Regions from separate parts of the Mus musculus genome. Here regions 1 and 3 are each linked to region 2. A link is a loop called in an ENCODE intact Hi-C map of the cell type or tissue named here. Cell type or tissue: gastrocnemius. All regions are shown on one strand. Region 1 overlaps Slc44a5 (solute carrier family 44, member 5). Region 2 has its middle 4.5 kb from the start of Gm40186. Region 3 holds the start of Lhx8 (LIM homeobox protein 8).

Evidence for each region. Peaks named below come from ENCODE experiments on the same cell type or tissue, not always from the same donor. Only the 100,000 strongest peaks of a DNase experiment are listed, where the experiment ranks them.
Region 1: it touches region 2 in a loop (18-fold over the local background); 35 of 42 quality-filtered maps call a loop at or near these places.
Region 3: a loop joins it to region 2, with 4 times the contacts of the local background. A loop is called at or near these places in 14 of 42 quality-filtered maps.

Annotation. Positions count from the first base shown.
Region 1 is chr3:154,266,879-154,274,878 of GRCm38, forward strand. Slc44a5 (solute carrier family 44, member 5) reads left to right here. Exons shown (of 22, transcript NM_001081263.1): 22 at 3,105-4,844. The coding sequence ends at 3,208. Among named protein-coding and RNA genes, the nearest start is that of Lhx8, 60 kb to the right of the region's middle. In gastrocnemius, no CTCF peak of the experiment used is centred here; a DNase peak (open chromatin) is centred at 3,044; H3K4me3 peaks cover 236 bases.
Region 2 is chr3:154,567,640-154,575,639 of GRCm38, forward strand. No RefSeq gene overlaps it. Among named protein-coding and RNA genes, the nearest start is that of Gm40186, 4.5 kb to the left of the region's middle. In gastrocnemius, a CTCF peak has its summit at 4,882 (motif pointing left); DNase peaks (open chromatin) are centred at 3,751 and 4,879; H3K4me3 peaks cover 1,117 bases.
Region 3 is chr3:154,325,270-154,333,269 of GRCm38, forward strand. It overlaps Lhx8 (LIM homeobox protein 8), which reads right to left and starts at 5,291. Exons shown (of 9, transcript NM_010713.2): 1 at 5,003-5,291; 2 at 3,086-3,172; 3 at 2,736-2,897. The coding sequence starts at 5,083. AI606473 (expressed sequence AI606473) reads left to right here and starts at 5,552. Exons shown (of 3, transcript NR_040387.1): 1 at 5,552-5,794; 2 at 7,090-7,236; 3 at 7,645-8,000. In gastrocnemius, no CTCF peak of the experiment used is centred here; DNase peaks (open chromatin) are centred at 3,049, 3,435, 4,315, 4,624 and 2 more places; H3K4me3 peaks cover 4,074 bases.

The DNA.
Region 1 (8,000 bases), 300 kb before region 2:
ACATAAGCAGGAAGGTCTGTGTTCAGTCTCCATAACCAGTGTAAAAAGCAGGGCATGCTTAAAATCCCAGCACTGGGAGGCAGAAAGGTAGCTCCCAGCCCTCACTGGGCAGCCTGTTGGCGTAACTGGCAAGCTCACACTCAGGCCCACGAACAACCTCACCTCAAAAGGCAAGGTGGGCAAACGGCTCCTGGGGAATGATGCCTAAGTTTGGCCTCTGATTTCCATGTGCATGTGTGCACGCACACGCACACACACACACAAGCATGTCCCACCCATAGATATGTAAGTAAATAGGTAAAAGAGTTTAACCTTTGACCCTAGTGCTGGGAAGGGCAAAATGAGAAGACAGCAGATCCAAGGCCAGGCTGGGCTAGGAGCAAGACCTTACCTGAAGATCTGAAAGGCTTGAAATATGGAATGAAATCTTTGTTCTACTTTTTTTTTTCATGGAGTTAGTGATATGGGGCAATTTGTTACTTTCCAAAATGAATAGTCATAGAGATGAGAAGCCCCCAGAAAGAGCTTCAATGCGGTGGCTTTGGAAACTAAGGTCCTACGGCTCATTCAGTGTGAGGTGTGTGTGTGTGGTGGGGGTGGGGTGGGGTGGGCCTTTCTCCCAGGCAGAGACCGGTTCCCACCTTCTCCATCACCAGCATCGCATGTTCGCCTTATATTTGACACGCTAACACTGATTTTTCTGGTTTCTCCCTGTTCGACTCTCCACTTTGTAAAATCCTGGGTCCTTGTTGTGCGGCGTCTCCCTGCCATGGCCCCACCTTGGCCACCGATATGCAGGTGAAGACCTGGAGAGGAACGATGGATCTGCAGAGAAACCTTACTTTGTAACACCCAGCCTGCACAGCATCCTGACCAAGAAGCGTCCGGGTCCCCAGAGATAGAGTAGAGAAGCTCCACACAGGAGCTTTGTGAATTAGGTTGACGGCAATATGAAAATGTTGCTTTAGAGCAGTATTTCTGCTGGCACTTGGTACCATCTGAGGGACCAGGCATTTGATAGTGGCCTCATTGACTTTGCAGACTGCGGTCCCAAGTGCAAACACCTGTAGCCGACAATGTTTTAATAACTTTTATAACTTTGCTAGCCTTTCTTTTTTTTTTTTTTATAAGTGTATGTTTGTAAAGGGTATTCAGGCAGTTTTTTTTACAACACTATAAATGTGTGATCAATTAGCCATAAAAAATATTGAGTTGTAGTTGACCAGCATATGGTACTGAATTTGTAAATATGCTGCTATGGTTATAGTTACTGTTGAAGCCGGTGAACAACTTTCTAAAACTGTGATTCAACTTGTGTTCCTGGTTTCCTAGAAAGCATATTTCAAGTGGGTGAGTTAGTCCGTGACAAGCTGTAGAAGGGCAGGTCCTGTGGGCTCAGCACTAAACCTGCTGCAGGTGGACCGAGCCTGGAGCCTCATCTCTGTTTTATCGAAATGAGACTCATGCTTGGTTGAAGTCGGAGTTTGGGGATAACCTCTCCATTACTGTGAAGCTCTGGCCACCTGAGAATATCTGAACAGAGCAGAAATGGCTGCCTCCCTCACCTCTCGCCTCCCCTGAGCTTCCTCACACAGTCATGCAGAAGGCCCGTGGATTCTCCTTTGCATGGGCACGCCCAGGCACAAGGTCGAAGTTCGACTTTTAGTGAGGGAGGAAATCGGATGAAGGTTCAGAGCAGTGGCCTCCTATCAGGTTCAGAGCAGTGGCCTCCTATCAATCAGGTATCGCTTCTGGTGCTTCCTGGGGCTATGCATGTTTCAGATCAAGAGTTCTTGCATCACCACAGCCCCAGGGCTTAGAATGGAAGCTGGTTTGTTGTGGCCATGCCTAAATCTCACACGGTGCAGAAAAGTGGGAATTGGATTCGCACGCGTTGCATGCTTTTCCCTGTGTGTAGAATTGGGCCAAGTATAAAGAGGCCCTCCACAGAGCACAGGGTTAGCCGGTGCCCTTTTGGTTTTGACACTAAACTCACGTCAGATTGTCTATATATTATTAGTGCAATGTGTGGCCATCAATATAGCCCACGCATTTGAGAGTCTGAAATATATCCTTGTGTTATAAGTTGATATAAATGCTAATTTTCTTACCCTGAAGTGTGCGAACCTAGATTTAGAATGGTGGTATGGCATCTTCCTACATAGAACCAGTAATTCCAGAAGGTTTTCGAAGTATTGGTCCACAGGAGTCACTAGCTTCTTCTTGGCTTGCTTTATTGAGATTATTAGTCCCAAATGTCACCTGTCATTTTCTTTTTCCTTGATAACAGAGAAAAGCAATCACTTATCTATTTTTCTTGCATTTTAATAGTATTTTATTTACAGCCATGCAAGGACCTCAATAAAAATCTATGGCAATGGTGACATATAGTGAGCCTGTAGCTAGCTGCAGGGTCTACCTAACTCACGAGCTTGTGTTAGGATGTGGACCACTCTCTGGACCATGATAAGACCCTCTAGTTGATTCAGATACATGCAAAAGTTGTGAAGTTGGCTATAGATCAGATATAAGAAATTATCTGTCTGGTTTGCTGTGTTATAGTATACTCCCACTCAGAAAAATAGTCTCCGTTTGTTACTTCTATAATTAAAATGCATACAGTAAGAATGAATGTTGTTTTTGAGAAGAATTTTAGAAGCCATTTTTCTTACACAGCAATTAAAGTTTTTTGAAACACAGAGCAATATTTCCAGAACTGTTTATGGAAGGATTTGAGATCACACACAAAGGTCTCTTTGCCGAGGCTTTACAATCTAAATTGCCATTGGCCAAACAAAGGCAATTTGGAAATAGATGCTGTAATTTAGAAAGTGAATTTGGATGGGGAGTAAATGTTATTTCTTAAGTCATTCTATGGAAATGCTTGAACTGTCGCCAGAACTGACCTGGGACACAGAATGAAATGATATCTTATCGATGTAATAATAAGGGCTGATTGTTTTCTCATAGCTGTTTACAATGAACGCTGATGCTGTCTAAAGGAGCGATGTTTGGCGTTGCTGTGCAGCGGGTGGGCAGCAGGTGGCGATGTTGCTCCTCCCACCGCTTCGCTGCTCTATTGACTTTGCCCTCCTCCCTCCTAGTGGAAGACCTAGAAAGAAACGAAGGCTCTCCTTCAAGACCCTATTTCGTGACTCCGGCTCTAATGAACATTTTGCTGGAGCAGGGCAAGATCAAGAAGCAGTAGGAGAGCCAGCTGGATATCCTGCTGCCTGTGTCGCCTCCCACACTGTATCCGTCCAACACACCTTCCCGTAGTGCTTTGGTTGGGGACGTTCGTATCCCCGCCTTGCTGGCTTGCTTTTGCATCTTATACCAAAGCCCCACACTGTAGCCTGTGAAGCCATCAGAAGTCACAAGGGGATTGTTAATTACATGCAACATTTTTATACTAAGATCTTTCGTTTTGTAATTTATTATTATTATTATTATTATTATTATTATTATTATCATTTTTACAGAGAGTGACTTGGATGTTTTGAAAAAAATATTGAATACATTCATAATCTTTTTAATAGTAACTCCATGAAGGATACATGATCTAAATTGATAGCTCCTAGTGTATTTTTAAAGACGACAACTAAAAGACTTCTGTAGGGAAAATTGGTAATTAAAGCAAGATAAATGTTTTTTAAGGCCCTTCCCCGCCTCCTGTTTGACAGTCAACGGGTTAAGCGGACCACCCGCTTTGGTCTTTGCATCCTGTGAGAGCTGCCAGTCAGTCCTTCAGCCCTTACCACTCAATTCTCTCAGTGCCTTCCTGGCTGGTCAGTACTTCCCGGATCTTGTGAGCAAGTGGACAGACCTCGTTTGAAAGAAATTAAACTTTAAACCCTGCAATGCTGAGTGATGACAAGTCTCATGCTTCTTTTGTTTTGTTATTTTTGTTTTGTTTTTGATGTTTTGTTTGGCTTTGTTTTGTTTTGTCTTGCTCACTGACTGGACTCCACTAGCCATGACACTACCTTTGATATCCTCCTCATCAAAGGAGTACACTGTGTGATACAAACAATTCCCCTTGTGCCTAGTGGATATTCACAAATGGGTGCCACACGCAACACGCAACACGCAAAGCAGCCTGAACGAACATGTGTTGGATTTGTCTTTGTTTTTACTAAAAGAAGTTTTAAAGTATAATCTTTTCTATAGCGGTTCCTTTGAAATATGGGTCGGCATGCACACGTCTGGTGTCTCACCCATACCTGAAGGGGAAGCCTGTGGGAGTTTCACAGGGCAACTTTCCCTCTGAGGGGAAGCTGTGTGCTGGGCTGGAAAGCCCCATTACCTGTGGCTCTTCTATCCTGTTATGGATTGTCAGTTCCACTAACTTTTATACGAAACAACCTGTTTACCTGTCAGTTTTTTATTGTGCCAATAGAAACTGGAACGGTTTTTAATTCAGTTTTGAATAATTTTATGAGGATTGCTAAGTTTTAGGAGAACTTGACTCAGTTCACCAACTCAGCAAGTCACCCGAGAAGGGGATCAGTGAGAGTCAATCAACAATACCTACTGTTGTTTATTGATGGTTTGTTGAAAACTCACTTTAGATACCTTTATACCAAAAAGCTCCCACTGGCGCCTTGCAGTGTGGGCTCACCACCCCCTACCCCCACCCCACGCCACGCCTGGTGGTTTGGGCTCTGCTGAGCCCATGGTGGTGTGGGTTGTGTAGTTAGTGTGTCTCTGCTATGCAGGAACACTGAAAGCATAGGGTCTAAATACCTTTGATAGATAAAATGGTTGATATTTAATAAAATTTGTTGGTACTTATTGTATATTTGGCTTCTTCTAATAAAGATTTCCATAAGAGACAAATAAAAGGGCTGAACTTTGATTTCTTTAAGAGCACGCTCTCTTTCTTTCTTTCTCTCTCTCTCCGTGTGTGTGTGTGCGCGTGTGTGTGCATGTGTGTGTACATGCACATTTGTGTGGGAAGCTTGCATGTCACTCTTTCTCAGGCACCATTCATATTGGGTTATTTTGTTTTGTTTTGGTTGTTTGGAAGTGTTTCATTATTAGTATTATTGTTATTATTATTATTATTATTATTATTATTATTTATTTATTTTTAAAAGTGTTTGTGAAGATTTAGAACAAGGCCATTCATTCATCTTCTATTTACAGATTAGGCTGGGTTTCCAGGCCAGTGAGCCTCACAGATCTTTCTGTCTCTGCCTCCCCAGTGCTAGGATTATAAACAAGCACCATCCTGCCTGGTTCTTGTCTGTGACTTTAGTCACACACACACACACACACACACACACACACACACACACACACCCTGCCCAGCTTTGGTTTCAGACCCATCACATATCAACAGTACCTTCTCTGTACCAAGGATCAAGATCTTCAATATCTAGATTTATTTTAAACTTTTCTGTCACCATATACTGTTGAGTGAAACCGAATACAATTACATAAGTAACTAAGTCCAAGACAGATGAATAAAAGATGGATTGGGAGGGGTGTGAGCACCGAGCAATGGATTGGGAGGGGTGTGAGCACCGAGCAATGTATTGGGAGGGGTGTGAGCACCGAGCAATGTATTGGGAGGGGTGTGAGCACCGAGCAATGTATTGGGAGGGTGTGAGCACCGAGCAATGGATTGGGAGGATGTGAGCACCGAGCAATGACCTAGCCTACCGTCTGCTCACTGTCTCATTGAGTTTCACAAGGAGAAATGATCATTTCCAAGGAGAGGATAAATGTAAAGAACAACAAAAGGTTGTTCAAAACGACTCACAGTCGTTTTCTGAAGCAAGATTAAATGTACCTAGTGCTGCTCTATTCTAAGTTGGAACAGCATGGTTTTATGGGTTGAATTATGTGGTAAATCTTCACAGTTAATTTTCTTTTAAAATATAATGCATTTCTTCCAAAGATAATTCAAAACACTATTCCTACCTTTTCTAACAATCTTAAAGTGTTATAAATCTTGTAAGATATTTGTTGATATAGGTGGTGATTTTTAAAATTTGAAATAGAAACATATGCTGTGTTTTCAGAAGAAGTCTAAGTTTGGGCTCAGTACTAGTAATGCCTACTTTTGATAAAGCATTGATATTTGCAAATAAATTGTATGAGATTGATCTGCAACTGATTTGGCTTTTCTATCTGTCAAAAAACTTAAAGAGTTTACCAGGTATGATGGTTTGTATATGCTTGGCCCAGGGAGTGGCAGGAATAGAAGGTGTGGCCCTGTTGGAGTAGGTGTGTCACTGTGGGTGTTGGTTATGAGTCTCTTATTCTAGCTGCCTAGAAGTCAGTATTCTGCTAGCAGCCTTCAGATGAAGATGTAGGTCTCTCAGCTTCTCCTGCACCATGTCTGCCTGGATGCTGCCATGTTCTCACCTTGATAAAGACTGAACCTCTGAACCTGTAAGCCAGCCCCAATTAAATGTCCTTTATAAGAGTTGTCTTGGTCATGCTGTCTGTTCACAGCAGTAAAACCCAAAGTAAGACACCAAGGGTCCAGATTAGTTGACTCTGTTGGTCTTCCTATCACTGTAGGGGCTGGAATCCTTCCTCTTGTTCTTCCATAAGAATTCCCAAGCTCTGTCCACTGTTTTGCCTCGGGTGTCAGCCTCTGTCTGAGTCAGCTCGTGAGTAAGGCCTCTCAGAGGACAGACATGCTGGACTCCTGTTTGCAAGCACAACAGAATATCATTGATAGTGTCAGGGATTGGTGCATACACAGGCTAGACCTAGACCTCCCTGTACATATGTAGCAGATGTGCAGCTTGGTCATATGTGGGTCCTGAACAACTGGAGAGGGGGGCTATCCTTCCTAAGAGCTGTTACCTGTATATAGGCTATGTTCTACTGGCTGGGCTGCCTTGTCTGGCCTCAGTGGGAAAGGAAGTGGCTAGCCTTACAGAGACTTGAAGTGCCTGGGCAGGGGTTGGAGGAGGGGATACCCAGGGGACTCCCACCTGCTTAGAGGAGAAGGGGAGGGAGGGAATATAGGTGAAGAGTTGTGGGAGGGGTGACTAGGAGCCGGCATCGAACAGAATGTAAAGTGAATAAGTAAAATCTAAATTAACTTTTAAAAAGTTTACTAATATAGTAAAACCACATCATGGAAGGTTCTAGAATCACCTGGGATAACACAATGCATTTAAACTGGTATTAGAAAAAGGGCGCTGTACAATGATCCTTACCCTCTTTAGTGTATGGCCAGCCAACACCGTTCCAATGTGTATTCTTTTGCTCTTATAATGGAGCCTCAGGAAATTGCTCTTAAATTCTAACCAGGCAGAGTATTTATCTCCATTATTATCTGGTTCTGGATTGAGGGACATGCTTTATAGATCAGTCTTGCTTGGAATAAGATATGGGGACACAATTGAATGAAAGTCATTACTGCAGTCTGTGGTGTACCTTAACCTCTTTCCCAGTTGCTTGCAAATATTACTCGTGCATGTTTGTACTTTTAAAATACGGTTATAGGGTTACAATAATACAGTGTAATAAGCCATTAATTAAAATGTATGATCAATATCTCAGAGGCACTGAAATCCACAGATTTCTGTCTTATAATCTAATTTTCATTAACTTGATTTAATTCGGAAAAGAATTATATATAAAAATATATCAGGAATAAATTATTTCTTCAAAAATTATTTCTCATATATGTTTTTAATCTTGGAGCCAAAATGGGGATTGCAGACGTTTCTCTCAGGCTCCAGCTGAGTTGCTGGGGAAGCTCAATGACATCACTCGGGGAACACCAGTCCCATTAAGACAAATTCAAACCCCCTCACTCAGAGTTAGTTATGCCATCCAATATGAGTATCTGGATAAAGCCACAGGTAAAAAGGTCTTCTTACAATTTGCCAGGCCAGAGTGAAGCATCTCCCTGTTCACTGATGACTTCCCAGTTGCTTAGAAGAAAAGTTACTCAAGGCAGCAGAGAATCTGGGGATGTCTTCTACCATGGCGTCGTCTCTACAGAGAAAATGTGGGCTGTTGTGTTG
Region 2 (8,000 bases):
AATTACCCACTCCATTCAATATAAACAGGATCATAATTCATATTCTAGAGTCTACAGTGCATTTGAAAATGCCCAGTGCAAACATGAAAATAGTGTGTAGATTTTTTTTTTTTTTTTAGCATTATTACCCATGCCTAGTTCCTTGGTCTCCAAGTGAGTTTTTGTAAAGAAATAACTAATTCTTACTGATAACTTCCAGGTAATGACAGCAAGGGTACTTCTTGGAAAAGGCCTGAACTTTTCAACACCTTGTGCAGTAGAATACCTAAGATATTGTAAAGGGAATGGGGATTGTACTATTACACAAAGTCTGTCCTGGTGGCTGCGTCTGCTGCACAGCGATTTGAAATCAAGCGTTCCTCTGTGGCTCAGGGGGCCACAGCGATACAGGCTAGAAGCGCCCAGTCAATATGAAGACTAGAAGACAGGTTATATATCGGAGGCGCCTCAACCCCGAGGCCCGCCCCCAGCTCTGGGTGCCTGCCATGTGCTCATGTTTGGGGAGAATTAATGAAACTGAACTGAGGAGAAATTGAAAGCATACTGTTTCTTTCACATTCGTAAAATTAGAAAAGGTGACAACGTAGGTCCCGTGAAGGCTACGTCCCCAACCTTCTCTTGCATCATGCTTGATGACCACGAGCTGAAATGACCCCTCCTGTTAAAACACAGGTTTTCTGTTTAAAGCCACAGTCTCAGGCACCAGACATTTCTAACTGCTGGGAGGTCAGGCAGGTTTGCCAGACATGGTCAACTCACTGCTCCGTCAACTTCAGGGACCTCACCGTGGCTTCGAGAAGGATCTCTCTCTCTCTCTCTCTCTCTCTCTCTCTCTCTCTCTCTCTCTCTCTCTCTCTCTCTCTCTCTCTCTCTCTCCTTTCCCCATTTAATACAATAATATATAATCATATATAATCCTTCAGGACACAAAAGTGATTCACTTTTTTTTTTTTTTCCAGAAAGGACTTCTCTTTTGTTTATCACAGTAGATTCTCAGGCTTCTGATGTAGCTTTTAGCAGATGTAGCTACAAAAACAGAGGATTCGAAACATTTTCCGGCAATGTTTTGTTAAGGGCGGAGTGCTGAAGGAAGGCAAGGCAGGATTGCCCAGTAGCGGTTACCACATTAAGAAATCCGGCTTTTAGGGACGAAATGAAAAGGCACCCGAGCATCTCAGCTGTGTAAATCATTACTTTGATGTAAGGAGGTGTTTAGCATTTGTGTTTAAAAGCTTGTGTCACCAACATGTGCAAATGAATTCCGCAGAATCTGCTTAATTGATTTTTTTTTTTATCTTCAAGAGCAAATTTGGGGATAGAAAGGTGATATTATGGGCTTCGGATATCAAAACTCAGCACAGCCTTAGAAAGAATTCTCTTCAAGCACAGCAGAGAGAGGGTGGGGGCAAAGACTCAGTAACTGACCAACGGCTATCTTGTGTTTGCAACAAATAAAGCTATTAGATACATATCCGTGTGGTTTAGAGAAAAAAAGAGTAATTTAAAACAAGCTTTGAAAACCTAATTTTAAAAAACTACGACAAAATGAAACTTTGTAAAGCACAGGCATTTAAGCTTCTTGGAAATAGTAATCAGTGAGACAAAGACTAAAAAGCCAAGAGATGCAGAATTTATAAATGAAAAATGGGAAGAAGTGAACGTAATAATAATAATGATGATGATAATAATAATAATAATAAATACGGGTTTATAATACAGGGTAAAATGAGAATTACTTTCCTAACATAAAACTTGCTGTAATTAATTTAAGAAACATATTATTTACTTAGGCATATTGAAATATACAAAACCACGTTCAAATGTATGTTTGAGTCTAGCTATGTGTTTAATTTGGAAGGAACACACGAATGTTCTAGTACACTCATTGCTACCAGAGTAATTATTTATGAAGAATAAGCCATGATGACAAACTTCATTACTCAATAACATTGGTAAACATTAAAATATTTAAAGAATAATGTAGTACATTATGGTTCATTCTATTTAAATGTCACAATCATAGCAGCCTTTATGCCTGTATTTCTTTGAATTGCTAGAAATTGGTGTGCTGCTCATGCAAGCTGATATTATAGTCATATGACCTAATTAAACATTGGGATTCATATTTTAAATGTATAATTACCAGAGTTGTCATTTTTAAAAACGTAATTACTGCTTTCTACATTAGTAGCAAAACTTGGCATTCCCGTCAACAGGGCTGTGGAAAGTTCCTCCGCAATGTTTGTCTTTTCTTGTTGTAAAGAAACAATGGAAATAATTTTGGTGTGGAAACTCTCTTTAAATATTATTTTCCCGGAACAGATTTCTGTCTTTTAACACTAAGGATTTCTGCTCTCAGAATTGTACAGAGCTGCCTTATGCATTTTGCTGTCATTTGTAATCCATTCATCCTTGTTGATAGAAACACATTTCATTCCAAGCGTTTGGGGAACCCACAGACAGCACCGGTGTGATATGTAAGAGATGCGGCTCGCTTCCATTATTTTAAAACAGAGCCGGCTCAATGATTTGGGGCTTTGGGGAAGAATTCTTCATTCCTGAATTGCTCAGAATCAATCACAACGGCCTCTCCGTTATTTCAATATCGCAAATCCCTTCTGATTAGCCCTCTTTAAAAGAGATGAACTGGCTTCAGGATTGTTTGGCCCTGTTGGAAGCCCTGTCCTGGAGAATGACAGATGATGTAATTAAATTGAATCGTGTGTTTTCCGTAGAAAGAAAGCATGACTTGAGAGCCAATGTGGACGATCCCCTCATTCCTATATTTAGATTGCTCACGTCAACAGGGCAGCAGGCCACTGACCAACAACCGAGGCTCGGGATCACATGAAGCCTTTTTAATTTTTTAAAACAATGGAAAGATTAAAGAAAGAGAAGTAATAGAAAGAAAGAAAGAAAGAAAGAAAGAAAGAAAGAAAGAAAGAAAGGAAGGAAGAAAGAAAGAAAGAAAGAAAGAAAGAAAGAAAGAAAGAAAGAAAGAAAGAAAGAAAGAAAGAAAACGGCCGATGAAATAAATGTCCCCACTTGAAGAGCTATCCTTCACCCCCTGAGTGAAAGAATGCCCCTTTTCCCATTTAGAGGATTGATTTACCCAGAGTGCAATATAGAAACGTCTGCAGAAGCAGTTAAGCTTAGGACCCAAGGAGGAGCCCCGCCAGAAAGTAAGCGCTCCAAGTTCACGGAGGGGCGCCTGCCAAATTCCTCTGTTAGTTTGTAAGTGAAAATACAAATGCGATATTTAGCAAAACTGCTCCTTTGTCTTTTAAATGGGACGTGTAAACTAGAGATTATGCGGGCGAGCCAGATCTTACTTGAGCTCCATCTAGCAGCTAGTAGCAAGGAGGTAAGTCATCGCCGGTTTCTCAACATTTGATCGCACATGTTTACAGGAAGGGCAGAGCTTCTAACCAGTCTCCCCTCCCAGTCTCTCTTAGCTGATTTCCACTTTCACACAGCCAAGCCACAACCGTTGTCTTACACTCTAGCTGTGATGTACTTGGAACAATCTTTGCTCTACTGAGTTGAAAGGGTCCTATTGACACTTCAGCTTTAGAATCTCAGAGAAAACCAGTGTTGCAAAGACCCTCGAAACGGAGATATCAGAAATTCCCTGGAGGGTCTGGAAGGACGCTGAGTTAACAGTGAGGGCTGCATGCACAGCCAGAGTTTGCTCTTTAGCAAGAATGTAAAAAAATCAGGCATAGTCCTGTTTTGTAACCCCAGCACTAGGGAAGTGGAGACAATGGACTCCCTGGGGTCCCCTGGCCAGACAGCCTAGAATAACTGGTGAGCTATTGGCCAAGTCAGCTACCCCATCTCAAAACAGGGTACACAGTGCCTGAGGAAAAACATCTGAGGCTGACCTCTTGCCTGGTCAGCATATGGACATGTGCAACCACAAAACCACATATTCACCCACACACTTAGAATGGCCATTTGGAATGGATAGCGGTGCATTCTTTAGATTGGATTGTTAAATGTAGATATTGAAGCATTTTGTTTGCTCAGTGTTAAGCATTATAATGAGCATAAAGATCGAAAGGCCCATATGAAACGTGGGAGCTTTGTACTCATAGAAGAAAACAATTTAAGGCGAAAATCTATATAGTCCGGATGAATTTGGCTATAATTATCTACTCTGTCCAGAACACTTGTAGATTCAATACAGATGTATTGAAACTGTAATTTCTCTAGAAGTGCATGAGTGCATTTGCATGCACGCACACACACACACACACACACACACACACACACGCGCGCGCGCACACATACATACACAGGCATGCACACATACACATACATAAGCATTAACACACAGATTCATCTTTGAAATTGCACAAATAGGATTACAAATTTTTACTTACATACCTAATAAGTGAAATGTACTTAAAAATATGAAAGTGAACAGAACAATTTTAAGTACACACACAAACACAGACACACACACATACACATAGACACACACACATTCATACAAGAAGCACACAAGACACACACATACACACAGATGTACACATACACACACACACACACACACACACACACACACTCACACAAACACACACACACACCTCAGACTAAACACTGAAGCACTTGTTTTTAGTGTTCACTTTTTTAATGTATCAGCTTCAAATATTCCTGATAAATAGCTTTTTAGTATTAAAACACTAAATGACTAAAATATTATCATTTTGCATATAATTACTATAAAAATACAATAGAAGTTGGTTTCATAATGTCTTTTGAAAAAATAAACCTTTGGAATATTGTAGGACTGTAAATAAAGCACAGCCAAGCTCTTGAACTTCACCGGCGCCTCCTAAGCCGCTCTAGGACTGTGCGTGCTACTCTGCCACCTGGTGGCCGATGTAGGCAGTTACTCAACGTTCTGTTCACCCCTTTCTTGCCCGCTCTCTGTTTTGTAAAACGGGTTAATTAAACTTTCCTCTGACATCATGCCATTCTTGCTGCTGTAGGAGGCATTGATAGTTTCTGCCACTCCAAAGCAACACACAGACAAAACAGGTGGCGTTAGGAGCCTGTTGTTTCCTTTTTGTTGTTGCTGTTGCTTTGGTTTTGAAGAAAGGGTTTCTCTGTGTCGCCCTGACTGTCCGGGAACTCTCTGTAGACCAGGCTGGCTGGCCTCAAACTCAAAGATCTGCCTGCTTCTGTCTCTCGAGTGCTAGAATTAAAGATGCTTGCCACCACTGTCCAGCTAAGAAGTCTCATTTCAAATATTAGAATTAAGTTTATTTGTAACTATGTGAAATTTTAAGCTAAAGATAAACCATTGAGAAAATAATTTTAAAGGAGAGAATTCTGTTATAATTTTAATTTAAATTAAAGGCATACCACCACCAGCAGGCAGGAACTTATTGTTAAGATGAGGAAATTCACTAAGATTTTTGATCTCTCCTTGTTGGCTTTCTCTAAAGACATACACGGAGTTTGTTTTAGTCCCATCGTGCCTTGGAGAGAGGCTGAGAGTTAGTCATTATAGCTGAGAAACAAAGGGCTGCGTTAAGTGCTATCATGGACAACACTCCAAGGCTTTAATGGGAGCTTGTCACTGCTGTGTCACAGAGAAGAAAGAAGAGGAAGGCACTCCTGCCAGTGTGTCCTGAAGGTGAGATGAGCTACAAGGTACAGCCTTGGAATAGGATCATTTGTTAATAACTATCACGCATGATGAACAATGTCATAATTATATATAAAAATAACCTACTGTCACAAGTGCAGAACCTAGAGGCACAAATACCAAAGGGGCCAGACTCATGGGCTGGAGATTCACAGAATGAGGCTGGAGTATCTTCTTGTTTGTGCAAGACAAGAACACCTGGAAAGCACACAGGGGCAACCTGGGGACTCCGTGGGCTACACCTGGGACAATGTTAGCATTAACATAAATGCTAACAGCAATGACTCTTAGATCACTGAATAGAATAACCCATTTGACAAACATATGTGTGTGTGCGCGCCTTAGTACACATGCATGCATGTGTCACGGGATAACAGGAAAAGAAATAAAGGAGCAATCATGTCATAACTGATTTGGATATTGTGAGTCCATAGTAAGACAGGTGGGCGGGACTTTGATCTAAAAAAAAAAAGCAGGATGTTTATAAATTCCAAAGTGTAGGCGTTTGCAACTCCCTCTTTCCAGCGTTTTTCATTATATTCTGGGAATTAGACACGAGTACTGTATTGCATCATTTCCATCTCCAGCCCCTAGCTCCTCCCCTGCCCTCACACCCACTCCTTCTCAACTTCATGTTCTCTTTAGTTATTATTGCTACATATGTACAACCTGCTGAGTCTAGCCAGAGTTGCTCGTATGTTCATGTGTTTAGAAATGATGCTTTGACACTGAATCACCCACCAGGGGTTTCTTTCCTCGAGAAGACTGGTTCTCTCTTAACAGCCATTAATTGCCTGTTGCTCTTAATGTGGGTGGAGCCTTGTTAAATTTCCCCCAGCCCTGCTGGCTTGTGAACTGGTGGTATTATTGTGCAGGTTGTCAACATGACTTTATCGGGTCTTGGCCATGTAGTTATATCATTAATGGAAACACAGTTGTCTATCCACATTGGTAGGCTATGGAAAAGAGTGCCTCTGTATTGATCACTAAGTCCTTCCCTTGTTATTATTCTGTAAGCATTTATAGGGTATAAGGCACTATAAGCTATCTCAATGTGTTTTAACACTTATGGGAAGACATATATGGGCACATGAAAATACAATGCTATTTTATATAGGAGTGGGAGCATCCGCCGATTTTGGTATCCACAGGGATTCCTGATCATATCCCCCCCACATAGAGTGCTTGCCTAGCATCCATGAGGCATTGTTCAATTCCAAGTACTACCGGGTGCCATGATACGAACTTAATTCCAGCATCCAGAAAATAAAGACAGGAGAATAAGGAAATTGTGATGGCTATTCAAGCTTGTCATCTTGATTATATCTGGAATGAACTACAATCCAGAAATGGAGTCACACCTTTGACCTAGATCCTGAGGCTGGAAGACACAAGCTTTTGATCCAGATCATGAGGTGGGATGACACATTCTCTTAATTTACATAGACACACACCTTTAATCCAGATCTGGAGGCACACCTTCAATCTGGGCCATACCTTCTGCTGGAGGCCTGTATAAGGACAATGGAAGAAGGAAGGGTTCGTTTTTCTTTGCCTGCTTGCACTTACTTGCCAGCACATCTGTTGGAACCTACTGCTTCAGGATTCCAGCTTCTACAGAAGCCCAGCTGAGACACCCAGCCTCCTGGGGCTGAGCAAGTGCTTTATTCTTGGACTTCCCAGTCACAGCTGGCCATTGTTGAGTTAGTATGGACTGCAGCCTATAAGTCATTTACACACACACACACACACACACACACACACACACCCATACACACACACACACCCATATACACATGTATGTATGTATTCATTCCATAAGCTCTGTGACACTAGAGAACTATGACTAAGACAGAAGTCAAGGCTATACAGAGAGTACAAGGATAGCCTGAGGATACACAATGGGTCCTCCCTCAAAAAGAATAGGCAGAGTTCTGTACATCTTGAGTATATTCTGAGATGCGTCCAGGCACTTGATCATACACGTGGGTGTATACTATCTAGACTCCATGGGAGAGGGGCACACATAATCACCCTGAGTGAGGGGTAAGCAGATTCTCAGAGTGTCCATTTTCTTCAGTTTTGAAATGATTTCAATATAAAAATTTAAAAAGGGTCGCTGAAAAATAACCAGAGAGGCCATGACACCATTAGTCACAAAGCATATCTTAGAATTCTTGGTTCTGGGAATCTTGTCGTCTTGTCAGGAGAGCTGTCTGTGCTGGTTATTTTCTTGGCAGGAAGATGAGGTGCCTGGATGCAGCACATGCAGAAGGCAGGTCCTTTGTGGCTCACAGTCTAAAGGGACACACCTTACTGTGGTGAAATGTGGCAGACTTCA
Region 3 (8,000 bases), 240 kb before region 2:
ACAGCTACAGAAAGCAAAGTGCCCAGGAGGAGGATGTTGCTAGCCCAAGGAATGATGGAGCCTCTGGAGATAGGAAGATAGCAGATTATAGGTGGTTTTAAATGCACCCAGGAAATATGTTTACTTGTACTTCAAGTAGTGAGACAGTGGCATTTAATAAAGTAGGGCACTCTAGACTTTGACATGGGAACAAAACAAATGACCACTGAGGTTACCTGAGGTGGATGCTGCCCCCCTAAACACTGCAGTTCAGTCCCCCAGTGGAGACGTGTGTCCAGCTGTGCTGGCCTGCAGTGTGGATCCTGACGTGTGTTGATCAGCAGACAGGGACTACGTAGGTTTGTGCTTTCACGCTAGCAGCCAGGGTGTTTTACTGACTGAAGGAAGTTACAAATGATACTCTGAAGGAAACACTGTGATTTCTAGCTACTTATGAACCTCTTCCCTAAGCAATGTTTAATTTCTGATGAAAATTTAAGTTTGGGTCTTTCTTCAAAAGAACTATCTGTTCACTATAGAAAAATAGTTACTTGGATTAAAATAGAATAAAAAGACATTAACCAAACAGAATACTTCCTGGAAGCAGAGATGTATCTTCCTCACATTTTCCCCTAAGTTGTATCCAGTCCAAGCATCTGGAACATCCACCACTGGAGGCCTTCTTTCAATCACACCAGGCTTTTGTTTTGTTTTCTAAAACAAGGCTTTAAAACAGAGGCTGGAGTCTCTAGCTCTACAAACACCAGACCCCAGGCCTGGCTTGACACCTTTCCTCAAGGTTTCTTTTGAAAAAGAGAAGAGAGCTGCTTAACATTCCCAGTCCTTGCCAGGGAATCAGGAGGGTGGGTGGGGGGAACTCTGGGAAGGTTCTGGAACCCTTTGCTGAACTAGCATTAATCCAATATGGCTCCACACCGGGCTAGGTTAGGACAGGACTGTAGAGGGCAACAACCACAGCTGACTCTTTTGTCTGACACTGTGTGGCTGCTCCACAGGCTGGTATTTTTTTTTCATAACCTCAAAAGCTACATCTATACTGGATCAAATATTTGTTACCAGTGAGAAGTTTAGATTCAAACGTAAGATTAAGGAGCTAGCCCTTCAGCTTGGGGTAGGCGTGCTGAGAATTCCGAGTGCTTAAGTGATTGTATGGTGGAAAATTTTCAGTTAACTTATAAATCCTAGTAGAATGTGATTGTGTGTAGAAAACTTTCCTAGGTAGACTCCTGTCCAATTACAAAAGAAAACTTCACAGCACCACATAGACACACAATTTTTATATAATATGAAGACAAGCATGAACAATGTATAAAATTATGCAAGGCCAATGCTAGTGTCTGAGGCAGAATTCAGACAATATTTTAATTTTACTGTGTAGTTATCTTCCACATCTCTGCTGTGAAATGTTGAAATTGTCTTAAGTCGGGTCCAGAAACACTGCTCCAGATTCTGGTAGTCACTGAGAGCCTTGTTTCAAACAAGAAGCTGTGTTGACTCAGTGCATGGTTTTGTGGACGAAGCGAAATGGGAAATGGGATTTTAAGAATGCAGATTTAAAGAGAAAGCCAGGTTAATTTTCCGAGCTTCAAGAATCAAATAAAAACATTAGAAAATGTTTTCACTCAAGCCTCTTTCCGTGTTTTATCTGGGCTCCAGGAAGTAATATTCACGGTCCACCCAAGAAAGCAGCCTTTGAATGTTGACATTAAGTTAAAGAAACCCACTAATTCACGTTTTGATCTTTTATTCTCTGTAATTAATCCTTCTGAAAACTGAAGCTCAAGGAGGGGGACAGAAAGTGAACTGGTTTGCAACTAATTTCGTATATTGGAAAGAATTGTTTTACATAGTGGTTTTTTAAAAGCTATTGAAGTTGGAAATCCAATGTGTTCAGATTAAGACACAGGGGACCAAGATCCTGCCTGACATGACACGGGTAACTGCAGCCTGCCAGAACCTCAACTCCAAAACCTCCCACCCCGAGTGAAATATTCTGAGAAAGTTAAACCAAATTAAGACAGTCAACTCTGAAACCACCCCGTGAAACACTTCAGCTGAGGGGTTTATATGTACACCTAACTTTACAGCTAGACTGGGTACCCCCCCCCCCAAACCCTGGTAGGACATAACATCACTGTGCTTAGCAAGATCTAGGAGGTACCGAAATGGCTTCTAAAGCTTTATATAAACTTTTGCTTTGGGAAGGTTCCAGGTACCGGTAAATAAACCTATGACCACGATGCCAGTAACAGTTCAAAACTAAACATCTTTAAAGGCACTTTACAGTGTTTTTAGTTACAGAAGGAGCCGCTGCGAGAGGGAATAACACACGGAACTGGGACTAGTTAGTCTCTGTAAGACAGCAGCACGGGTGTATTGGAGAGGAGGGACCAGTTTGCAGAGTACGGGATTTTTAAGTAAGTAAAAGTCTAGACTTGGAAAACAAACAAAAGCCTATACCAGAATGGGTGGTAGTTCCTCAAGTCCTTCTTTTGCTGCTGGTGACCGAGTCCTCCGCACACTCTTGGGGTGTGTGTGGGGGAACCCTCATTTACACTGTAGACCCTATCCCTAGACTTTCACAATAAGGAAAATCCTATGGTTCCATATCATACTTCTCGCTGTGGGCCTTAAGAGTGGTGGACTAATATGCTGAGAGGTTGACACGAAGTGGGGCACTTCCCCCCCGACCTTCACACTGACTCCGTCGGGGCTCGCCTGGCCCACCATCCTACCTTGAGGAGGTATTTGTCCACAATCTCCAGGCCGCAGCTGCTGCACACACACTTGCCTGGCGGGCACACGGAGCCCGAGGCCATGGACTGGGGCGAGGACGACGGGGAAAGCGGGGCCGAGGAGGAGCAGGAGTCCTCGTCCCCGGCTCCCTCGGGATTCACCTGCAGGAACAGCCGAGCACTGGCCTTTCACGTCCCACCTCCCCACGGGGCAGCCCAAGGACTGTCCTCCGTCCCCAGCCTTCCCCATCCGCACTGTGGGGTTCCCAGACCAGCAGGACCCCTGGAGCCCCGCGCCCCGCCCCGCCCAGGGAGCTGGGGGTCCCCACTCGGGTCGCCGCCCCACTCACCAGTCCTTCTTCCCCAGCGCCTTTGCGGGTCCTCCCGGCCGCCAGGGCTGCAGGCCGCCCGCACTCCTCCGACATGAGCCCGGGGCACTGCGCCGCGAGAGCGGGAAGGCAGGGAGGGAGACAGCGGTCAGGAGCCCGCGGCGAGCACGCGGCGCCCCGCAGCCCGGGCCCCACCGCGCTCTTGAAGGGCGCGCACGAGGGCGGCGCGTGCGAGCGCCGGCACCTGAGCCCGGGCGCAGCTGGCCGGCCAGCGCGCAGCCTCCCTGGGCCGCCGCCGCCAGCGGGCGACTCGAGGACTGCGCGGCCGCTGCTCCCGGCTCGAGCCCCGCGCTCACCCCGGCGCGCCGGCCCCCGCCCCCCACCGGGGGTACCCAGCTAATAACCGGCCTCGGTGCACAAAGCGATTGCTTTCTAGACGTCAATCACCCGGGAGCGGGGAACACCCGGCTAAAGGGGGCACGGGGCGGGGGGAGGTGGAGTGAGAGAGAAGAAAAGATGACTGAGGAGGGGGTGGGGAGAGAAACTTGATTTCTTTAATAACCTCAATTAAAAGAGCAAGACACACATATATTTTTTAAAGGGGGGGCTTTTTGAATAGGATAGCCCAAAAGGTGAAGAGGTTTAATCGGATACTTGAAAGCTAATTACAGTGGGATTTAAGAAGCCTGGTGTTTGTTCCGACAATTTGAATGAAAATGCTTCAGATTAAACGGAGCCAGCAGCTCTTTGGTAAACTTGAAGCAATTAGAACCGTAAGCGATTTACACTGGTTTCTTTAAGGTGTGAATTGCCACTTAGTGCTCAGTAAGTCAACATTTTAGCTACTAAAGGATTAGTTTTAACCAGTGCAAAAGCGGGCCGAATAATGGAAATATCCAGCTGAATTTAATTTGTTCCATTAAAAAAAAAAAAAAACTCACCCAATGCGGGTCAGAATATTTTAGAGCACGCGGACGCGTCGCTCAAGTGTCCCCAATCCCTGGCTGCACTTTCAGTTTTGTTCTATAAACGAATGCAATCTCTCTGAGAAGTCTAGTTTAGGGCGAGTGGGTCCGCGGATTCCAGCAGCCCACACCCCTCGCTTTTGCGTCCCTTTGTCTCCTTTTCCTCTGTCTTCCGAAAGCTCCAGGTGAGCCAGCGGCCGCACGCCTGGGTAGCCCCGGCGCAGCTGCTCCCGGGCGCGTCTTCGTGGACAGAAAGCATCCAGACAGAAACGCTACCCGCAACCGTCAGACAAACACGAAGCCAGCACTACTCTGCCCATGTCCAGCCGATACCCCCACCCCGGCCCTGCTCTCCAACAGTTTAGGAACCGAGTTCCACCATAAAATGCGAGCACCCACGGGTCTTGCCTCCGGAGTAGGTGACAGCTTGCCAGGTCTCCCCGTTAGGCTCGCCTCGTACTGCGAAATTTGCCCTTTTGGTATTTCCAACGAAATCGTTCTTTTGTCCCTTTCTAAGAGCGGGCGGGCCCTGGAAGACTCAAGTCCCCAGGTCTGTCGCCGCCGGGTCTCAAGCCCCACATTCACCTTATCCGTGGCAAGAGCCAGCGTTCAGCAGAGCGCAGCCATTGGTATCTGGTGCCCTGAGACAAACACCTAGACCCCCGGCCCCTGCCCCAGACTGCCGCGAACAGCCCGTCACGTAGAATACAAGCAGGACTCACGTTGCCCCGTGAGCGTCTTAGGCTCCAGGTTTCGTCTCCCAAATTAGAGTGTCCATGCCTTAGGTTAAGTGAGCCCGTGGGGAGGGGACGGAGTGATTACTACCTAACGCTACTACGTAATAAAAAAAATTGTCAGGTCTGGAGACGAGGCAGTGACAGGTAGTTTCCCAGCCTGGTTTAGGGGCCGGACAACTCTCTTCTCTCAAGGAAACTCCTATTCAACAGATCCCGCCCGGTGTAGGCTCGCTTACCTTCTCGCGGGGAACCGCCAGCTCCGGCACTTCCTTTCCCTCCAGCTTACACACAAACATCTGATCGCTCTTCCAATACATGGCCCCGCAGGCGCTGCTCGTCACATACCAGCTCCAGAGGGTCAGAGGCTGTGGGTGTCCGCAGTGTCCCCTCCTCCGCCCCCAAAGGCCAAGGAAAGCTAACAGGCAGAACAGCGATGCCACCAGTGTGTCTTGTTCCAAAAAGGCCACAGTGACCGTAACCACTCTCTGACCCACTGTTCTTCCTCTCTCAGCCACACTAAGGCCTGTCCCTCCAGGAAAAGAGGGAAAGTTGTGTTTTCCAGAGGGTGGAACCTCGCAGAGAGGAGGGGGTGTGGGGGAAAAGTCTTTTCCTGAAGGGACAGCCTCACCTCCTTATGAAAAACCCGCCTTCTCTACATGTTAAGATCTTTATCTGCACCAGACAACTTACTCTGAGTTCAGTGTTAAAGGTGGGGGGGAATTGCGGATGTCCGTTAACTTGCCTTTTTTTTTTCTTTTTAAGAATAAGCTTTCTGCCTCTGAGTTGTCTTTAAATTCTCGCTCCCCAGCCAAAACCTAAACAAAGATTCGGGTTACAGCTCTTTCAGCGGCTCACGGAGGGAAAGCGGAGGTCTTCTGGATTCCCAAGTCTTAGGTCTCCCTAAATGCGCACCAATGGTTCTCTCTACATTTTCGAAAGGTTTTCCCGTTAAGATAATGAAGGGACAAACGAAGGACTAGATTTGATTCGCGACTAGATTTGAAATCAAGGATACAAGAAAAACGAAAGTATGTTACGATTTTTTTATTTTCTTTAATTCTAGACAAACGGTATGCCATAGATAGACTGCTGCGCACTCCACATTCCCGTGCTTAAGTGTGAACGTTTGAATGTGAGTAGGGTAGAGATAATTTTTATCTGAATTGGAAAGTGTGAGGTTTTTTGTTTGTTTGTTTATGAGGTCTCACTTTGTTTATAGAAGAAAAATTTTGTAAGAAGTTATTTTTTAATTACTTTTATTTATTTGTCCCTTTAGATAAGCAAAAGAGAAACGTTTGGAATTTAAGTGATATAAGAACATCCTGGAGTCAGTTTCTCAAGCCTTATAACAAAACCATGCTTTTGTTACCTTAGTTAGACAGAAATATATGTAGTGAAACACAAGGAAGAGCAATCTTACTCCCTTGTCTTATTTTAGCGGGAGAAGAAGAACCCAGACCAGCCATCAGGGGTAGTGGAGGGGCCAGCAGCAACTAATGCTGACCACACTTTCTCTGGACAAAATGAGCATTGGGGTGGGCAGGGATTAAAGGTTTTCTTTGATTGCCCCTTTCCTCCTTAAACACAGAGGACGTTTGAACATACGCCATCTCGGCTCTCCTTTTCAGCCATTACATACACTTTCATATTAGCACCCTCTGGCCGATGCCCATCAGGAGATCTCCATTAAATTTAGCGTGGAGTATGAGGGACCTGAGATTTAAGAATCGACTGTATTCTGGTAAAGCATAGAACGGTGGAGGTTTGGACCGACTGCCCGAAAAGCTAAATAGTGGTTGTTGTTGCTGCTGCTGCTTCTGTGGCTTCTGCTGCTGATTTTCGTCAAAAGCGAAAATCAGGAGTGGGTGAGGGAATCCACATAATAAAGTATTTTCCATACGATTCTGATCAGAGATGAGAGAGAGAGAGAGAGAGAGAGAGAGAGAGAGAGAGAGAGAGAGAGAGAGAGAGAGAGACTGGTGCGGAATGCTGGCTCCAGCAGGTCGGGCGTTGGACCGACTCCCTGGATGAGGAACTAAAACTAGAGTCTAGCTTGGAGAATTACTTACAGTCTTTTGTGCTAAGTATTGCAACGTAACTCTGAAGTTCCCTTTGCCTGCTAGCGAGAATGGTCTGTGCCGGTCATCTGGAGAGCCCAGCGCGCTAGAGCTTTTGGGGGACATAGGGAGGGGGCGCCGTCGTGTACGCCGCCTTTCCACCCACCCTCGCCTAATCAGGCTGCTCTCAATCAGGTTTTCAACATACTAATCTTGATCTGAGAGCTCCTATCTCTGCATAAGTGGAGGAAATGATTCTTTTTTAGAGGCTTCCGGGCTTAGAGAAGGAGGACGTCAGACTGGAGTCTAAAGGGCTGGTCTGGCGTCCGCCCTGCTCCCGGCGCCCGGCGGGACTGCGAACTCACCAGCAGCATAATTGCCTGTGTCCAGCGCGCTCCAGGGGCTACCCCGTGGTAAGTGCGTTCCCTGTCCTGGCGACCGACCGAGGCTTTGGCTTAGGGTTTGGGCTGGAGATGGGCGGAGCAGAAAGTGAAAGTTTTTACTAGGAAAGTCAAGGCTGAGTTGTGGGGTCTTGGGCCTAATGACCTTCTGACCCTGCATATACCACTTGCTTAAAAAATGTTTAGCTTCTCCATGCCCGCAGGCAAACTAGAACTCACTGCTCCTCGGATCAGACAGAGAAAAAGTTCGCCTTCTGTTCTTTCCACATTTAAGTGTTTGAGGTAAAATTTACAAAGCACTTTTCTTAAAAAAAAAAAAAAAAATCAGAATGAGAGTTTTAGCCCCCGCACGCCAATTGAGATCAATTTTGAACGAAACACAGTAAAAATGTATATATATATTATCTTGCTTGTCTGTAGGTGGGAAAATAAATCGGCCGTGCCTTGTTGGTGCCTTCCTATTGGACTGAAATTTCTAGAAGCCACTGTTCATCAAATGAAAACCAGAGAGGAAGGCCCACTAGGAGGTCGGCCAACACCCTGGATTTCCTGGCTCTCTCAAAGGATTGAATGGGGTAGGAAAGAAAACTATGTCTGTTCCGGGGCTGTGCGGCTCGCTTGCAAGTTCGGAGGCACTAAGTGTGCCCTGCTAAAACCTTGGGGTGGGGTGCAGGAAAGGGTCTGGAGCCCGTCGAGCCAGGCCTTCGTCTAGGACCCGAGAAAGAGAATCTACCTGACACTCAGAGCTTCCACCTTGGCGAAGAGCTCCCTAATTG